2 separate regions of the Homo sapiens genome follow, and region 1 is linked to region 2. Evidence: read pairs that join two places in POLR2A ChIA-PET (ENCODE). Cell type or tissue: A673. All regions are shown on one strand.

The links. ChIA-PET counts read pairs that join two places held together with the same protein. Peaks named below come from ENCODE experiments on the same cell type or tissue, not always from the same donor. Only the 100,000 strongest peaks of a DNase experiment are listed, where the experiment ranks them.
Region 1: POLR2A ChIA-PET joins it to region 2 with 5 read pairs; 2 of 35 experiments call an interaction of 5 or more read pairs at or near these places.

The regions. Positions count from the first base shown.
Region 1 is chr5:79,282,007-79,287,006 of GRCh38, reverse strand. The region is part of intron 2 of JMY (junction mediating and regulatory protein, p53 cofactor); the gene reads right to left. It also overlaps the pseudogene RPS3AP20. Among named protein-coding and RNA genes, the nearest start is that of JMY, 48 kb to the right of the region's middle. In A673, no CTCF peak of the experiment used is centred here; no DNase peak of the experiment used is centred here.
Region 2 is chr5:79,452,674-79,457,673 of GRCh38, reverse strand. It overlaps HOMER1 (homer scaffold protein 1), which reads left to right. Exons shown (of 9, transcript NM_004272.5): 2 at 656-812. Among named protein-coding and RNA genes, the nearest start is that of HOMER1, 59 kb to the left of the region's middle. In A673, no CTCF peak of the experiment used is centred here; no DNase peak of the experiment used is centred here; H3K27ac peaks cover 1,435 bases.

The sequences.
Region 1 (5,000 bases), 170 kb after region 2:
TTCCTCCTCTATGCTTCAGTTTTAATAATTCCAATCCCTTCTCTTTGTTTCTCCAACCCTAGGAGTGGTAGCTGTTTTTACAATTGCTTCCTCTGGAAGTACCTTAGAGTTACTTTCTTGCCTTCTCAATTATCTGGTTAACAACTTTATACCTAATTAACAAATTCTTTATATTAGATTCTCTCTGTTGAAATAACTAGTTTTTCTGATTAGCTCTCAACAGATACAACTATGGAACAGAAATTTAATAGTGTTCAGAATTCAAAAATCTTAATACAAAAATCATTCTTACTTGCATGGTTAAGTCCATGTACCATTTATCGAAAGAAAAGTGTAAAACTTGCATTATGGATTTTTTTTTTTTTTTATGGAGTCTTGCTCTGTCACCCACACTGGAGTGCAGTGGTGCAATCTCAGCTCACTGCAACCTCCAACTCCCGGTCTCAAGCAAGTCTCCTGCCTCAGCTTCCTGAGTAGTTGGGATTGCACGAGCACGCCACCACACCCGGCTAATTTATTTTTATTTTTAGTAGAGATGGGGTTTCACGACGTTGGCCAGGCTGGTCTTGAACTCCTGACCTCAGGTGATTTGCCCACCTCGGCCTCTCGAAGTGCTGGGATTACAGGTGTGAGCCACTGCGCCCAGCCTTGAGGCTTTTTGAAGAGGCAAAAAAAATTTTTTTTTAACCTGTGGCAAGTTATTTGAAAGTAACTTGTACTTTGTTGTGGATTAATGTCTTTACCTTTATGAGTACAGCTACAAATACAAAGAACATAAACATGCTTTCTATGCTTTTTAATGCTGTCTTTTAACTGATTTTTGAAGTTTCGTAGCTTTAATGTTGCAGCCAACTCGTAAGCAACTTGTTTAATAGTTTATTGTACCTAAGACATTAAACAAGGGTACTAAGTACTTTTCCTAACTTGGCAAATTTGAAGATGTGCAGCACTGGTTAGATGGATCATGTGCTAAAAACAATGACACCTCTGTTTTCAATTTCAGTGCTAGAAAGAAAACAGTGCCTGTTTTTAACACGGAAAAAAAGCGCGTGTCAGCTAGGATAGCGAAACTAGTTTATAAATACAAATTACCTGACGTGGAATTATTATGAAGCACAGCACTTGGATACTGGCTTTTATGTAAGAAACACAGTAGGGGGGAAATCCACCTTAGATTCTTTGGTAAAACAATGCCAAGATAAATCTGTGAATGTACCATCATGAAGAAGATGAGGGGGAAAAAACTGTGAATATACTAATGTAACAGCACCCACAATGCAAATATTCCAGACCCTGGAGTTGCCTGAAGATGACTCTTGAATGATCTAACAACATGATTAGCTTAGTATCTATTCATGGGTTTTTATATTCAGAGCAAATATTGTTGAGAGATTCTTATAGCTAAGCCAAGTGTGAGAAACTATGCTTAAAAAAAAAAAAAGAGAGAAATCGAAACTCAAGTGAACTAAAGGAAAGTATAGCTCAGGTGAGATATGAGTATCTTAATGTATAATGGTGGCACTACCTAGTTCACAGTGTGCATGCGGTGGATGCATACAGTGGTAAAAACTGCACCCTGCACAATAAATAGCACCCAGCCAAGGGGATGGAGTAGATACTGAAATGCAGCCCATGCTTTGCCAGGCCATGTGTATTTCTACACTTGATGAAAAAGGGCTCTTTCCTAATTTGTTTGATGGGTGACTGGCAGTGGGCGGGTGGGGGGCAGGGGGTGCAGTTTTCTATTTCACAGAAAGGCACCTACAGACTTGCCCTGGGGGTTGGGATAAGAATGAAATGCACATTCAAGAATTTACTAGGAGACAACTGGCAAAATGAGGTGACTGGCTACAACAGAAAGAAATGCAAGTGCCTTCCAGTTTCTAGCTTATTTACTTTCAGGAAGTATTTAAAAATAAGTTGGACAATCTGTCTGAAGTGCTTATGGTTGATCAAGATGATGAGTATAGTCCAGCTGGCTCTGACTCATTAAAGACACTGGATTTAAAAATCTAGAGGTTCGTCTAGTTTCAACTTCATTTTACTTTCATTTGAAAGTAACTTCCTTTTGGCTCTCTGACCAGCACCATGGCGGTTGGCAAGAACAAGCACCTTACGAAAGGCAGCAAAAAGGGGGCCAAGAAGAAAGTGGTTGATCCATTTTCTAAGAAAGATTGGTATGATGTGAAAGCACCTGCTATGTTCAATATAAGAAATATTGGAAAGATGCTCATCACCAGGACCCAAGGAACCAAAATTGCATCTGATGGTCTCAAGGGTCGTGTGTTTGAAGTGAGTCTTGCTGATTTGCAGAATGATGAAGTTGCACTTAGAAAATTCAAGCTGATTACTGAAGATGTTCAGGGTAAAAACTGCCTAACTTCCATGGCATGGATCTTACCTGTGACAAAATGTGTTCCATGGTCAAAAAATGGCAGACAATGATTGAAGCTCACGTTGACGTCAGGACTATTGATGGTTACTTGCTTCGTCTGTTCTGTGTTGGTTTTACTAAAAAACGCAACAATCAGATACAGAAGACCTCTTATGCCCAGCACCAACGGGTCCGCCAAATCCGGAAGAAGATGATGGAAATCATGACCCGAGAGGTGCAGACAAATGCCTTGAAAGAAGTGGTCAATAAATTGATTCCAGACAGCATTGGAAAAGACATAGAAAAGGCTTGCCAATCTATCCTCTCCATGATGTCTTCGTTAGAAAAGTAAAAATGCTGAAGAAGCCCAAGTTTGAATTGGGAAAGCTCATGGAGCTTCATGGTGAAGGCAGTAGTTCTGGAAAAGCCACTGGGGACGAGAGAGGTGCTAAAGTTGAACGAGCTGATGGTTTTGAACCACCAGTCCAAGAATCTGTTTAAAGTTCAGACTTCAAATAGTGGCAAATAAAAAGTGCTATTTGTGAAAAAAAATAAAAATAAAATAAAAAAATAAAAAAAAGAAAGTAATTTGTACCTTGCTGTTGGATTAATATCTTTACCTTCAAAATGTGTTTATAGCTACAAATACAAAGAATACAAACACGCTTTTTGCACTTTTTAATGCTGTTTCTAACTGACTTTTGAAGTTTTGTAGATTTAATACTGCAGTCAATTTGGTAAGACCCAGAAAAACTCAGACCCAGAAAAATTGTAACCTTCAGTTCAGTATGTGAAATCCCTAAGCTGTTTCAAGTCCTGTTTTATTAGGCTAGTGGTTCTCAAACTTAAGTGTGTATCATAATCACCTGGAAAGCTTGTCAAAACAAAGATTGCTGAGGTCCATTCCTAGAGTTTCAGTAGAGAAGATCTGAGGTGAAGCCCAAGAATCTGTATTTCTACAGGATTCCAGGTTATACTGATACTACTAGTCAGGTGATCACATTTTTGAGACCCAATGTAGTAGACTTAGAATCTGTGAGCTCCCTAAAGGGGTGTCTATCTCAGAAAGACTTCCTGGCCTAAAATAATGCTGGGTAGGCAGGAGCTGCTTAATACTTAACAGGTGAGATATTATGTTAATATCATAAATATTAAATGTAAAAACAAATATAAATACATTATACATTTGGGATGCCAAGTTCTCTTCTTTCCTATCATACTTTAATACCTAGGTTAATGAAACCATTGGAAATCAAGCTCTTCATAAAGAGAAAAGGTCAATTATTTGGTTAACTACTTTATACCTAGTTAACAAATTCTTTATATTAAATTCTCTCTGTTGACGGCTGGGTGCAGTGGCTCACACCTGTAATCCCAGCACTTTGGGAGGCAGAGGCGGGTGGATCACCTGAGGTCGGGAGTTCAAGACCAGCCTAACATGGAGGAAACCCCCCTCTACTAAAAAATACAAAATTAGCCAGGCATTGCGGCACATGCCTGTAATCCCAGCTACTCCGGGAGGCTGAGGCAGGAGAATTGCTTGAACCCGGGAAGCAGAGGTTGCGGTGAGACTGCACCACTGCACTCCAGCCTGGGCAACAAGAGTGAAACTCCGTCTCAAAATAATAATAATTATTATTATTATTATCATTCTCTGTTGAAATAACCGGTTTGATATTTTGATTAGAACCCAACAGACACAACTGTCCATAGAATATAATAACATTCCAACCATCTTTCCTCTCATCTTCTATAAATCCTTAGACTAAAAGCATACCAAACAATTCACACCCTGTGGATAACAGCAGGTTTTGCTATCAAACACGTGTTCAATCCCAACCACGCTACTTTCTGGCAACCATCAATGGTGCTGGATTGGTGTGAAGATTCAATTAAGTTAGTGCCAATACCACATTACCTGGTTAAAGCACAAGCACTAAGTATAAGCACTAAACCATTCCTCTTTGTACATCTCTTCATCAGGAATATTCTCTATTCCAATCTCTGACAGAGATTGTAACGTACCCACTTCCTACTGAAAATTCTTATTCATTCTTCAATAGTGAAGCACTAGATAGTCCCTCTTTTCACATATATCTTTAGGCACTGATCACCCCATTTTGTGTGCTTCTTATATAAGTGTGTACATTCTTCACATTTAACTTTTTTTAAAAAATCACGTTTATTGAGATATAACTTGCCTACAAAAGGCAACATTTTGAATGTAAATTGTGATTGATTTTGACAAATGTGTACATTCATTTTTATCACTAAAATCTAGATTTAAAGAATCACTCCAAAGTTGTCTGTGGTGCTTGCTCCCTGTCAATTTCCCCTAAGCCACCCAAGGCAACAATTATTTAGCTTTCTGTTAGTACAGATCAAAATCATCATTTCTAGAATTTCTTATTTTTTTTTTATTTTTTGAGACAGTGTCTCGCTCTGTCACCCAGGTTGGAATGCAGTGGCATGATCTCGGCTCACTGCAAGCTCCACCTCCCAGGTTCATGTCATTCTCCCACCTCAGCCTCCCAAGTAGCTGGGACTACAGGTGGCCACCACCATGCCCGGCCAATTTTTTTTGTATTTTTAGTAGAGACAGGGTTTCACCGTGTTAGCCAGTGTG
Region 2 (5,000 bases):
TTAAAGACACCTTGCTTAATATATATTGTTAATGCATTAACATTGAACTGATGGCCAACAGCACTGTAACTCATGCCTCAGTGAAACTTATCTAACACATATTTTCTCCACATCACAGCCTTCTTGCACCTAGGAACAGCTAGCATCTGGGAACACTTCAGCATGATGCTTATGGGCCATTTTACACAGTAAAAGCACCAACAAAGTGTGAAATGTGTAAAACATGGTGCTAAATAGACCATAAAAAGGACACTTGTAAATGTAGTATGAGAACTGAAACAAGAAGGCATTGTCACTTTGTTCAGTTTCAGATGGAAATGTGCCATGTCAGGTGATGCATGGTTTTGCACTGCCCTGTGTGTGTCTGTGAAAGACTAAGAATGTGCCACACTATTGATTTGGCGGTTACAGATAAATTTTAGTGAGTAGGTGAATTCACATGTACAGACTCTTCAAATAATGAGGATTGACTATAATTGTTTTTAGAAACCTTATGACTGAATACTTAGAATATGCAAATTTGAAAGTTTCTCTTACTTTCAGGTATGTGGAAATTGTTGATTAAGCAGAATCATCCTTGCAGTTTTCATGTTCTCTTGTCTAGTGAAATAAAACTGGCTGCTTTCAGTCCATCATTTTCTTTTCTGCCCTGCAGGGAACAACCTATCTTCAGCACTCGAGCTCATGTCTTCCAAATTGACCCAAACACAAAGAAGAACTGGGTACCCACCAGCAAGCATGCAGTTACTGTGTCTTATTTCTATGACAGCACAAGAAATGTGTATAGGATAATCAGTTTAGATGGCTCAAAGGTAAGCTACGTTTACTTTGAATGATTTGGCTGGTTTTGCTTTTTTCAGTATGACATTTTAGTTCTATTCAGAACATTTTATCTTCATTAATATAAAATGTTTCCTTTTGAGTTCTTAAAACTTTTAAGAAACAAAATGGATTATTAAGGTAGCAACATGTTTTGTCCACTAAATGACTAACCACTTTATTACATTGTTACATGCCAAAATATTCTACAAATTTGAGGTCATTCCATTTATTTAATGTTCATTGCATATCTGTTATGTGTCAGGCATTATGCCAGGTACTAGGAATATAGTGGTGGACAGAATAGATATGGTCTAGAATTCTAGGAGCTCTAATTCTTTTCAAATATACTGCTACAGACTAGTAGCAGTTTAAAGTCCCTATATCCTATGAAGTTTGTCAGTGTCAATACTAAAGCTGACATTTCTTCTCTCAAGAGAAGTATAAGGACAAAACCTATTTTATTTTTAGGAGAGGCAATTAGTGTAACAGGAGCAAGGACTGCCTGGGTTCAGATCTCAACTCCACCATCTACTGAGTGTTTTCTCTTTGGGCAGATTACTTCTCTGAGCCTCATTGTTCTCAACTCAGTACTGGTGGTTGTAAGGATTAAATGAGTTAATATCTGCAAAGCACTGAAATCAGTGCTTAGAGGACAGTGTGCCCTTCAGAAGAGTTGGTTGGGGATCCCTTTTTTTTTTTTTTTTTTGAGACGGAGTCTTGCTCTGTCACCCAGCCTGGAGTACAGCTCAGCTCACTGCAACCTCTGCCTCCTGGGTTCAAGTGATTTTCTTGCCTCAGCCTCCCCAGTAGCTGGTATTACAGGCGTGCGCCTCCATGCCTGGATAATTTTTGTATTTTTAGTAGAGACAGGGTTTCACCATGTTGGCCAGGCTGGTCTTGAACTCCTGACCTCTCGATCTGTCTGCCTCAGCCTCCCAAAGTGCTGGGATTACAGGCATGAGCTACCGCGCTGGGACGGGGGATCCTTTAATCATCAATGAACTTCATGGAACTCACTTAGAGAAAGAAATTCCAAAGAAAAATCAGACTCTAAGATTCTAGGTTTGAAGTGTGTAGAAAGATGAGGTCTTCAGTTTCTTAAAGCCATGAAGCCTTTCCACTTTCAGGAATTTTAGCAATTAAATGAAGAAGGGGTTAAGTGCACACACTGTAGAGCCAGACTGACTGGTTTGAATTTTTGTTTCTACTACCTGCTTGCCATCTATATTAGTCCATTCTCATACTTCTATGAAGAAATACCTGAGACTGGGTAATTTATAAAGGAAAGAGGTTTACTTGACTCACAGTTCCACATGGCTGGGGAAGCCTCAGGAAACTTACAATCGTGGCAGAAGGTACGTCTTCACAGGGCGGCAGGAGAGAGAGTGAGAGCAAGCAGGGGAAATGCCAGATGCGTATAAAACCATCAGATCTCGTGAGAGTCACTATCACAAGAACAGCATTGGGGAAACTGCCCCCCATGATTCAATTACCTCCACCGGGTTCCACCCTTGACACATGGGGATTACAATTCAAGGTGAGATTTGGATGGGGACACAGAGCCAAACCATATCACCATCTGATCTTGAGCAAAGTATTTAGCTTCTGCATGCAGGGCTGGGCACTGAGGTTTGTGCCTGTAATTCTAGCACTTTGGGAGGCCGAGGCATGAGGATCACTTGAGACCAGGAGTTTGAGACCAGCCTGGGTAACACAGTGAGTTCCCATCTCAAAAAAAAAAAAAATTAGCTAGGTGTATTGGTGCATGCCTGTAGTCCTAGCTACTCAGGAGACTGGGGCTGGAGCTAAGGAGGTCAAAGCTGCAGTGAGCTATGATTATATCCAGAGCGAGACCCTGTCTCTTAAGGGGAAAAAAAAACTGTATGCCTCAGTTTTCTCATCTGTAAAAAGGAATGAATAAAAATACCTACATCATTCCACCATAGGGTTGTTGTGAAAAGTAAGTAAATTTAGGCAAAAGCACAGTGTATATAGTAATCACTATACAAACACTCACTGCTATTGTTGTTAATACTATTATCAGGCGATTATTGCCTAGTGTTTTATGGGGAATAAAAGATAATTTAATGCTAAACTTTTTGTCTGTTTTTTCTGTGTACTCATTCCTTATCTCCTTAACTAGGTTAACTAGATGATAAGACCCTAAGCGCTATTTGCACTTTGTGTCTTGTACATAAGTAACTAATATGTATTTACTTGAATAATTGACTTTTTCATTTTTACTTGGAGGATTTAAAGGACTTGAGAAATAGAAATAGTTCATTTCCGTGAAGCTTTATTTAGTGAAGAATAATTTTGTCATATTTTGTAACTGATTTAGTGAAGTTTGACAGATACTAGATATTATAACCTGAGACTCTAGAGTGTTTATTTCTTTTCCCTTATTTGAACCTTGAATTCTCTGTAATCTGTTTTGTTTCTGGGCCCAAACGACAGATAACGTGCCTCCTTTATTAGAAAGGAGGGTTAACAGAGGTAACAGAAAAAGATAACAATCCTCCTTTATTAGAAAGGAGAGTTAAATGTTGTATACAAAAAAAGGTCAACTGAATAGTCCCATGTCGGAGAAAAGAAACCATATGGAAGTGATTAAATAGATTTCATTTGCTAACTTAATTTTCACCAGATTAAAATACTTTGAGTTATTTTAAAGGAAGGAATTTTAGTGATTAACACATAATCCTCATGTGTTCTTCCCACTGAAGCAATATGAAATGTTGCTCTTGCATTTTTCCATTTCTGAATATACGTTGCTGATTGTAATTATTAGAATCATAAATGACTTTGGAAAAGCTTTTTGTATTTTTTTAACAAAATCTATCTTCTGTAGCAGAGTTATATTTTCTATCACATTTTCCATTTTCTAATTACTTTTCTAAACTGATGCTATTAACTGCTGCAGTTCCTACAGGAGTGGTTGTTTTTTTAAGTCAGCAATAGTGGTTTATTTGACTCAGCTAAACAAGTGTTTTCTCCATCTCACCCCCGACTTCTGCTCTTCATGATTGAGTTGGAAACCCCTTAGGTGCCCTGCCTAGAAAATGTGCACTCGTTCTCACTTAGTGCCTCTACTGTGCATATGAAGTTTGCTTTAAGGTTTTCTGATTATTCTACAGAGACCTCAGCATGGTCAAGGGCCAGGATCAGGGCACTGTGTGATCCATACATGAGGTAGTAATGACACTGCATTTCTACCTCTTTTCCTTAAAAGGACTAGAACTCCAGGGTTGAGAGACATATTTATTTTCAGAACTAAAATTTTTCTTTTAAATGCATTCTACTCAAAGAAGCTAAGAAATAAAGCTTTTTAAAAGTGTGGGATCATCTATCATTTTAAGGTTTTCTTCATTAAAGAACAAGTAATACAGAGACAAGGGAAAGGTTCAGAATGGAGATTAAAATAAAACTCATAAAAGCGGAAAGAAGTTAATTTGAAATAGTTAAAATGAGGGGGCTTAGTGACCAACTACCAGCACGTTGGTCAGTTTTCTTAGATGCCTATAAAACCTGTTGTTGACTCACTTTTGAGTTATTAGGGTCACGTATAAAATGCCCTTGTCAGAAAACACAGAGATCCCAGTTCAGATGTGCCCCCTCAGGACCAGCAAATCTAAGGCAGTGCCTACCAGTCTTGATTTCTTGCGTTTCACTCTGTCACATCCTGGTCTTTATAGTACTTACTACTGTCTGAGATTACATTGGTCAGCTATTTATTTACTTGTATGTTTACTGACTCCTTTTATTCTAGACTGTAATTTCCAATTATATTGCCCCTCTTATTGTTGTAGCTCAAATTTTTAGAACTGTGCTTGGCATTTAAAAGGTACTCAATTAAAGTTGAATAAACGAATGATTCCTTAACCATTTGTTGATAAAGTCCTTCCTATTTAGTCTTTCATTTGATGACTTCATTTGATGCCATTCAAGTTAGAGCAGTTATTAGCCACATTTTACACATCCCAAATGATATGCTAAGAAAAGCAGTTTTTGAACTGAAGGGTAAGGAAACTGTATAAGTATGAATATGTAAATTTTGTCTGAGGTAAAAACACTTAATTGAGCATAAGGGCTCTCATATAACAGTGGACACATCTTCTGTCTGAGAGAAAGGAAGGGACCACTCTGTTTTACTGGTTTTTTTTTTAGTAGGACAGGTG